Linked DNA regions of Homo sapiens: region 2 is linked to region 1. A link is a loop called in an ENCODE intact Hi-C map of the cell type or tissue named here. Cell type or tissue: spleen. All regions are shown on one strand. Each heading gives the region's core, and the rest is flanking DNA. Links, peaks and the distances in the headings are about the cores only.

The links. Hi-C counts contacts between places; a loop is a spot of excess contacts. Peaks named below come from ENCODE experiments on the same cell type or tissue, not always from the same donor. Only the 100,000 strongest peaks of a DNase experiment are listed, where the experiment ranks them.
Region 2: it touches region 1 in a loop (3-fold over the local background); 56 of 110 quality-filtered maps call a loop at or near these places.

What each region holds. Positions count from the first base shown.
Region 1 is chr2:200,462,660-200,467,659 of GRCh38, reverse strand. SPATS2L (spermatogenesis associated serine rich 2 like) reads right to left here. Exons shown (of 13, transcript NM_001100423.2): 10 at 261-370. The region is part of intron 2 of LOC101927741 (a long non-coding RNA gene); the gene reads left to right. Among named protein-coding and RNA genes, the nearest start is that of KCTD18, 45 kb to the left of the region's middle. In spleen, for the core only: no CTCF peak of the experiment used is centred there; no DNase peak of the experiment used is centred there; H3K27ac peaks cover 1,705 bases.
Region 2 is chr2:200,311,738-200,316,737 of GRCh38, reverse strand. All of the region lies in intron 1 of SPATS2L (spermatogenesis associated serine rich 2 like), which reads right to left. Among named protein-coding and RNA genes, the nearest start is that of SPATS2L, 7.5 kb to the right of the region's middle. RefSeq lists an enhancer at 3,972-4,472. In spleen, for the core only: no CTCF peak of the experiment used is centred there; no DNase peak of the experiment used is centred there.

The DNA of each region.
Region 1 (5,000 bases), core at 1,311-3,810:
TTATTTGGTTCAGTCTCTACTGACTGACAAAATAGCTTGTACCTCTCCTTTGGAGTAACACATTCCTTCAAAGCACATTACACTTAAACACAGTGATTATGTGGGTCTTCCCCCTTCTGTGTTCTCTATTTCCACCCTGTGGAAGAGAGCTGGGTGTACATGTTAGATCCTCAGAGAGCAGAACTCTGTGGATGCAAAACAAACATAATTGGGATCAGCTCTCTGGCTCAGGGTTCAGGCTGTGATATTTTAGAACTGACCTTAATTTCTGCCCTGAGTTCGGCCAGCTGCATCTCTGCCATCTGACTGGCAAGGTCAGTGAGTCTCTTTAGTTCTTCTGCTTTCTTCTGACGAGCAGTCAGGATTTCCACTGCCAAATAAGGAGGAGTCATACATTAGGGCCAGAGATTGAAACATATTAAATAACCTAATTTCTTGGAATCAGTTCTCACTCCACAGACTGATTGCTTTGTTGGACCACGACTGTGTTTTCTGAGTTGGTCATGGAGGCGGGTTCACCCTCTGTGCCTATTACCAACAACCCAGTTCCTCCTGTCCTCCTCCACCAATCCCCAAGCCAAACACAGTCCCTTCTGATTCACTGTACACTCCCACTCTACATTTTCTCCACTGGTGTCTGACCTCACTTACGGAATTTAGACTTTTGAAATTTGTTACTCCGAACAACGATCTCTGAAAAACAACACTTATTAAAATCCTCTCTGAGTGATACCGCCAAGACAGGAAGTCTACTAAGCAGAAATCATTCTATATGTGCTGCACTATTCAACTTTAACAGCAGCAGCCCTCTTGAACTTTAACACATACTCACTTAGGGTGACTAGCTGTGTTACTGGAATCTGACATAAAAATCTAACTTTATTAGTTTTTTTGTGAGCCAAAAATGTCTCTGCTTTTGATACTCTGCAGATATGTTTCCATTCAGCAAAAAAACAGAAGTTCTACCCCAGAGTGTCTTAGGTCTTTCTATAAGTGTCCCCAGTGGAAAAATTTCAAGAGTGAGTGAGGCCAGCTAGAACTAGATTCGTGTGAATTTTTTAGCACCTGCACACGTAGAGAAGACACTGGGGAGTACTCTGGCTCCAACATTTTCACACATCTTCAGATGAACTAAAGGTTCAAATAGATGTAGTAGCCTATCAGTTGGTTTGTGTCTGTGTGTGTATACACGTGTTTCCCAAAAGATTATGGCGCTCAGTAGCAATCAATACAGACACACAGGATGAGATTTAAATATGCAGCTGGATCTTTCAATAGATAGACTTCTGGCTCTCTAATTCGACTCATATGAATTGCCTTCATTTCTTTAGGACAAGCATTTTGAGGTGTAAGAAAAAAGGTATTCATCTAAGATGACATGCATGTCGGACTCACATTCTATGCTTGGCTGAACAAGGATCAACTGCTTTATTAGACCAGATTCACAGCATACGTGCAGGTCCAAACAATATGATTTCTGATTTTAAGAGTTCTTATTACTCAAAATATCAAAAGATAGTCACTGCAAAAGCCCAAAAAGAAGTACAGAATCCATCAAGAGTTAAGATTCCCTGCAAATCATAAACCATTCTTTAGACAGACTGAAAGGCATTATCTTCTTTTGTTTTGAGACAGAGTCTCGCTCTTTCGTCCAGGCTGGAGTGCCGTGGCATGATCTCGGCTCACTGCAAGCTCCGCCTCCCGGGTTCACACCATTCTCCTGCGTCAGCCTCCTGGGTAGCTGGGACTACAGGCGCCCGCCACCATGCCTGGCTAATTTTTTGTATACTTAGTAGAGACGGGGTTTCACCATGTTAGCCATGGTGGTCTTGATCTCCTGACCTCGTGATCTGCCTGCCTCGGCCTCCCAAAGTGTTGGGATTACAGGTGTGAGCCATCACCTGGCCCTAAGACATCATCTTTTTATGCTGATATCAATGTTGAGATGTTAATAAAATAATTAGTCTATAACTCATACAGCTTTATCATCTGCCAAACTATGCTAATCATGCTTTGATTCTTTAACTGGGGCTCCCCCTAGCCCCCATTTACAATACCATGTGGCTGGGCAGACAGATCTGTGCCTAATAGTCTTTCTGAATACAGAGGAGCTAGTGAAAAACTTGTCTGGATGGTGAAAGTGAAGGGAAGTTTCATCTCAATGTAGACAACAGATTGCTGAAGGATGTCTCAGGACACCCAGTGGGACCAAAGGTCACAAAAAGGTGGCTCACTCTCATTTTCAGCCAGAGTACATATGTCTTGTTTGGTCCACACATTACGTTTACAAATTAATTGCCCACATTTAAAAATTAGAAGATTCCATTTGAAAGCTGGCTCTCTGGCATCTCTTAAAGTACTGGAATTTCTGGTCACAGTTGGTCAACCTTCCTACATGGTGACAAACGGCTGAAGCCAAGAAGCCACTGCCCTCTTTAGATGGAGTCAGGTGCCCAGTGTGCCATGGTTTCCCCCTGCCCCATTTGGCACATTAATGTTACCTATCTGTTTCCTGCGAGCATCTCCAGTCATTCTCGGGACTACGGTGTGAACTGCACTATGTAGTTCTTTGTGTCCATGGCACCTAGTGCCTGCTTGGTACACAAGGGGTATGCAATATGCCTGCTGAGTGAAGAATTCAATGAATGAATTAATCTATTACTTAAAGGGAATATCTAAAGAAGGATGGAAGTTCCTTTTCTACAGGGGTCACTTAAGACTGTTTAGGATCCACACCTTTGATTGGTTATGTTATTTGTTTGCCATTATAATTCAATATATGGATGGGACTAACATCTGCAGCATGAGAAAACAATTCAAGTAGGAAGATGAAATGAGGTATGTTCTTCTTGCAAACTAAAATTAAAAAAATTAATTCTGTTGCCAGGCGCAGTGGCTCACACATGTTATCTTAGCACTTTCGGAGGCTGAGGCAGGAGGATTGCTTGACTCAGGAGTTCAAGACCTGCCTGGACAACAATGTAAGACCCTGTCTCATCAAACTGATAATAATAATAATAAAAAAAGTCTGAAGGCCCAGACTTGAAAAGCAGCTAGTAAAGGGGTCATTAGGCCCTCAGTGATGACACAGTCCAACAGATCTAACTTTTCTTCATGGATCATTTGTGAGACTGGTGACAATTAAGGGCCATTGTTCTTTTTGATTAAGCAGAACTTGGGCATTCATACCAAACAAAAGATTTTGTAGAAATAGATATAAATGGGCCCTAAAATAGGAATGCAGGTGCAAGATCACCAATAAATTCTGAGTTTACCCTCATGCCAATGTGCATGGAAACAAATACTTTGGATCAGCAAGTGTTAAAATGCATTTTACATATAGTCTCATTAACATTTCAAAGGCTTTCATTATGAAAAAAGCCTTAAAACTTGAGATCTAAAGCCAATATTCTTTGGCTGAAGGGATGAACATTTTCACCTCAAAAACATCAATCACACAAACAAACAAAAACAGATCAGATCTTAAGCTTCACTGATCCTGTAATTTACAATAGAATAATAAGTATGTTTTGGAAGCACCATGCTTTCAGAAATCTGTAGAGGAAGACAATTCTGTACAGCTTAGGTTATCACTGCATTCAAGACTTAATTAATATTATGTATGTATAAACAGTATCTGGTAAGCTGAAATCCACTTTCTCAATAGGATTTATAAACTCCTTCAAGCTTTTGAAACACATTGGAAGCTTGCTCATATTATCTGAACCATAGAAAATCTGAAGGCTTCTCAAAACAATAACCCTCAGCAGAAAATATACTTAAAATCCCAAGGTGGGGGCCAGGGGCCAGGAGCTGGAGAAGTGGCTCTTTAAGCACAAAGATTCTTTGGAATACTTTTTATTCCTTAAAAATTCTAGTGAATTTTGCATTCTACTTCATAATTTGTTTGTGTTACTATGAATTTACAAAGTAATGTTTTCTTCCCGTATCTCTAGTGAACTTGACACCTGTGCTTATGTGGGTATAAACAGGAAGTTTGAGACCCTAGCACTACAACACACTTGGTTTCTTCTTCTGTAAAATCTGTGTAGGAACTGATCACATGTTGTAGGGGTATTGTGGAAATAAATGGAATAACATACATGAGGTGTTTCGTATAGTATACTCAAAATGCTAACTCTAAATATTATTGATAAAGTGAGATCTCTTCATCTAGAATATACTTCCTCTTTTGTGCAATTACAGGAATGTTCACTAATATTCGTTCCCACAGTCTACAGATACTGACTTATTTACAATAACTCATTTAACAAATATTTATGAAGTACCTGCAGTCTTCTCAGCACTGGGTTAGGTGCCATGAGGGATTTAGGAGCTTCTGTTATAATTGAGGAAATATGATTTATAATGTCTACAGGAAATGTAAAGTGTGAAAAATACTCTTGAGACCACAGAGAACCAAATTAAAGATGGTGGTTGTAAAGACAGTTCTGTAGTTAGTGGGGAGAAATTCCATGGTTCTTTCTATCTGTGGAGAAGACATAGTGTTGATACAGGCTTGTCATTTGAGAGATGCAATAGAACCCCTGACTTCCATTTTTTGACTGTAATATGAGCGGGTTGGGGTAATTTACTAATAAGAACTCTTCCCTTTTTGCACACATATTGTATCAGGCTCTGTGCTAAGTGCCTGACGTGTATTTTTTCATTTTATCTTTACAATAACTACTTGAGATGGATATTATTATTATTATTATTGTTATTATTATTTTTAATACAGGGTCTCTCTCCGTTATATAGGCTGGATTGTAATGGCATGATCATGGCTTGCTGCATCCTTAAACTCCTGAGTTCAAGTGATTCTCCCCTCTCATCCTCTAGAATAGCTAGAACTATGGGCACATGCCACCACACGTGGCTAATTTATTTTTTATTTTTATTTTTTTAGAGATGGGGTCTTACTATGTTGCCCAGGCTTGGTCTCGAACTCTTGGCCTCAAGCAATCCTCCTGCCTTGGTCTTCCAAAAGGTCTGAGATT
Region 2 (5,000 bases), core at 785-3,284, 150 kb after region 1:
GGAGAAACATGACAGGATCCTTAACTAAGACAACTTGGGGTCCCTCCACAAGAACACAAATCCAGGACTTGGGAATGCAGGAGACAAGGTGGAACCCAGTACAAAAGTGAAAACTTGTTTACCCAAGAACAAGACTGAGTTATGGCTACCTGGCTAAACTACCTGGACAAGGCAAACTGCATGGTTGGTCCGCGAAGTCGCTAAGCCTCAGATGAAAGGAAGCTGTATGCCCTCTGGAAAGGGCCTAAACTGGTCCTAGATCCTGCGAATGAGGGAGAAATAATCACATCAAGGTAGTTACCACTCCTCTCAGGCCATTTTCTATAATGTAGGACTTTCAAACTTCTGTTTTTAGCACAAGAACCTTTGCCCCTAACAAAATCTTATACAAAATGCCTACTCATGAAGCAAATAAAAACAGCCGCCCAGGTTGAAACCAAGAGAGGAAGTTCTCAGAATTTAAGAGTCCAACAGACTACAGCAGGCAAACCACCACTAGAGAAGACACTGAGTCACACTGCCTATCAGATTTCACTGGAATCTAATCCCACTGGACTGTTCTCTTTATAGTCACAGTTTCTTCCCATCACCTCTTCCAGGAGGGTTCCCCTTCCTGATCCAACCTGGTAAGATCTGGTTTCCTATCACAGGTTGGCTTTTCCATCGTGAACACATAAAGCTCTGCATATCTCTTTTTTTTTTTTTTTTTTTTTGAGATGGAGTCTCACACTGTCTCCCAGGCTGGAGTGCAGTGGCACGATCTCCCCTCACTGCAAGCTCTGCCTCCCAGGTTCACGCCATTCTCCTGCCTCAGCCTCCCGAGTAGCTGGGACTGCAGGTGCCCACCACCATGCCAGGCTCTTTTTTTTTTTTTTTTTTTTGGATTTTTGGTGAGACGGGGTTTCACCGTGTTAGCCAGAAGCTCTGCATATCTCTTAAGGCAACAGGTGCTATCTTCCAGGTCTTTCTGACAGTCCGTATGCCCTTCCCTCAAAGCCCTTCAGGCCAACTCATCCACAGATTACTGCCCTCAGTGTCTTAAGGCATAACTAACTTCTGTAGAGCCCTTATCAGTGTGGGTCACATCATTTTGTTTGACACATTATGACTGTATGGTGTGCATAATATTCGGACTCCAGATTCGTTGATTCATTAATTTGTTCAGGATCCTACAGCCAGACAGTAGGGGAGTTGGGACTTAGCCCACTAGGAAGAATCAACGGCAGGATGGGGAATCTCAGAGACCTGGCTCTCAGGGTTTCAGCTGGTGCCTCACAAATAGGAGGCTTCCAGGGAATGTGATTCCACTTTCCCTTCCCTTGTTCCTCCTGTCTACCTCAAATCCTTCCTCTACCATACCACGAGAATTCCTGCCTCCCACTTCTGATGATGGCTGGGTGGGCCTGCTGAGACAGATGTGCTTTAATAGTGCTTTCCACACTATGCCCATTGTACATGTAACTCCTGGCTATAGCGTTCAGAAGCTGTCTCTCCAATTCTGAATCTTATCCAAACATTTCATACCTCTGGACTGAAAAAACTGAGCAACTGCTACTTCTCTATGCCAATAGGGCTGACTTAATCATTCAAAAAGCTCGTGGGCTTGGCTCGTACAGGATGCATCTCCTGGGAATGAGATGTTCCCTAACAATGCTGTCCAACAGAACTATAATGTGAGCACACAGGTGATGTTTAATTTTCTAGTAATCACATTTTATTTTATTATTTCTTTATGTCGCATGGTAACGTCCACTAAGTAATCACATTTTTAAAAATAAAAAGAAATATGTGAAATTAATTTTAGTAATATATTTTGTTTAACCTACTATATCAAAACTATTGCTGTTTCAACATGTAACCAATATTACAATTTGTTAAATAAGAAATTTTACATTTTTTTATATAGTCTCAAAGCATGGTGTATTTTACACTTACGCACATCTCAACTTGGACTAGCTGTATTTCCAGTGCCCAACAGCCACATGTAGCTAGTGGCTACAGTACTGAACAGCAGGTCTATCATCTCGCCTCTATTCCCATCCCTCCTATCATTTCTTTCCTTTAGTGGAGATGCTACGGGCAGGGGCAGACAGTGGGGACCAGGATCATTAGAGGAGACTGACACACACCTGAAGGGAAGGCCCAGATCACAAAGAAGCTTTCGTGCCATGCCAGGGAGCTTACATTTTAACCTGAAGATGCAGAAACTCCTCTGAAGGATTTTAAGCAGTGGAGAGTTGTAATCAGATTTGCCTTTTAGAAAGGCAGCAGTATGAGGAACAAATTGGAGACAGGCCAGGCAGAAGCCAGAGAGACCAGTTGCGAGGCTACTGCAATAATCCTCAAGAGAAGGGATGAGGGCCCGAACCACGGCAGTAATGAAGGTTATGATACAGGGAGGAAAGAGCAGATTCAAGAGAGTCTGAAAAGACAGTCTCTATATAAAATGTAGAGGTTGAAGAAGGCAAAGAAGTTGTCCTGGGTTTTAAACTTGGTGAAGCAGGTTTCATTCATTGAGATAGAAAACACAGAAGGAGTATGCTGGATTGAAGTTGGGGAAGTGATGTTTTGAACTTGTCGAGTTAAAGACATTTGGAACACATGTCAGATAAGATTTCAAGGCTGGAGATGCAGATTTACAATGGAATCAATGGCATATAGGTGGTAGTAGAAGAAAACAGAAGATGAGCTGCCACAGGGCAAACGTGCAGAATGAGCAGAGGGCTGAGGGCTGAACTGTAGGGGAGGCTAAGGTTTGAGAGGAAGGGAGGACAGTAAAGAGAAGTCCAAATATAGAGCAGCTGGACAAGAAAGAAAATGAGGAGAAATGGATAACTCAGAAAACAGGTGGGCAACATTTTAAGGAGCAGAGAGTGGTCAAGAACACCAAATGTTGTGCAAAGTTCAAGAAATGAAAGAGAATCCTAGATAATGGACCTGGTGGTCATTAGGAGAGGACAGGAGTGCAGGGGGTTGAAGATGAAAGGAAGATGGCGAGGTGCGGGATGTGTACGAGGACCTGTACTTCAAGGAGCTGCCTGCTAAGACCAGGAATAAGATGAAACACACCCAAACCTAGAGAGAAGCGACCAAAAGCGTTCATCGTTTTCTGTTTTCATAAAGAATATGAAAGACTTATGCATGTTTATATGTTGAAAGAAAAGGATCATTGAGACCCTGAAGAAAAGACAATGAAGCAAGGTCCCTGAGGAAGCAAGAGGGATTAGCATCAGACTGGAATAAGGGAAAGGAAGACAAGGAGTGGGAAGAGAGCCTGCCATTTATAAGGGACACAGATTACCACTGCAAAACATTTTTCCTTAATTAGAAATATAAATGTAATAATAGTTATCCGTGAAGGCTTTCTCTCTCTTTAATAGTACTACTTATCATGTATAAAATAAAATAAATGCTGAGCATGGGAAGAAGTCACTAGAGCTCCAGATCTGTGGTCTTGGTAGATTACCAAGCCTTTCACACACCTTCAAACTGCTCCTAAATATCACTTCAGGTGATACTCATCACCTGCAGAGCCACAGGCGTTGCTGACAGCTCTGACTTGTTGGTTTCTGTGCAGACCGATAGGTAAATATTTTCAGTGTCACCATGTGTTACCTCACAGGGTGGTATAAGAAAAAGCAGGGCCTGGGTGTCAGACACCAGATTCATCTGCCACTTATCAACTCTGCAGACTCAATCAAGTTATGTAACTTCCCTGAGCTTCAGTTTCACTGTCCAATAAGGGTGTATAATCCTTACCTTCCAAGATTCCTTTGAGGTTTAAATAAAATGATCAATAAGTGATAACTATGATGATGATGACTGTATTCACTTTGTTCTGAATCTCTAGGAACTGGGTGCTGATAATGAACTAGTACTTTGCAACAGCTAGCATCTTGATCCCTAAGGTGAATTAAAGTATTAATCCTAGTGTTAGGAAGGAATCTTGAAAATCCATATGGCCACCTAATGTTTGCATCCTTTCTTCATCTCAGTGCATATGCAGTTTCTGCCCGCAAACTGCCTGGGCTTTATACCAGCTCTACAAATTACTAGCTACTCAACCTTTCTAGGCTTCAGTTTTGCTCTTCAGTAAAACTGGAGTAATAGGAGCATGTACTTCATAGCACTGTTTTGAGAATAAAGGAGAGAATGTATATAATTAAATAAGATATTGCCTGGTATAGGCGATGCTTATATATGTTTAGTGATGGGGGCCTATTACCTCCTGAAATAGCACAATCCATAATGGGGCAACTTTCCATCTATTGACCCAAAATCTGTATTCCTCAAACATTCCCATTGGTCCTAGCTTTACAGACCATGGGACTCCGTTCCACAGAATCAGAATGAGGGTTCTATATAACAGTGTGTTTACACCTTTACTCAACTCGGCTAGGTGCACTGTGCAGTGTCCCACAGATGGCTGGCTGCTTGGGACCACAATCTGGGGTGCACCTCTCATTATTTACATTACTGTGAAAGTGTCAACCTTCAGTGGCATTTCCATAATGCAGGAGGCCTTTCTGAGCATTCTAAGTGAGCTGGATGCTATCCAGGAACACACTGGTTATACTGCTTCCAAGATTTATTTTTTGCTTTGTGTCATAGTCAGTTCAGCACTTGGCACCACATGTAATTACTGCAGGTATCTATATATCCTTTAGGTTCCATTATTGAACACTGCAGCCCACCAATGCTCAGAAGACTCCTAGCTGGGTTCAACTCCTCAGAAGCAGGAGTACTATAAGAGTGCTGATGTAAAGTCAACAAATTGGCCCTGGAATTCACTCACAGCACCCTTCCCCCATCCTTATATTCCCAATAACACTGAAATCTTATCCAAATCCTTTCAGTAATCACCTCAAACAACTGTCATTCTAAGAAGATTCCCTCCACTCCCCAACAGATTTTTTTCCCTTCTGAGCTCTGCTAGACCTTTGTTTCTGGGATACGTCTGTTATTTTTTCCTGCTAGGCTATAAACTCCTTCCCAGCAGA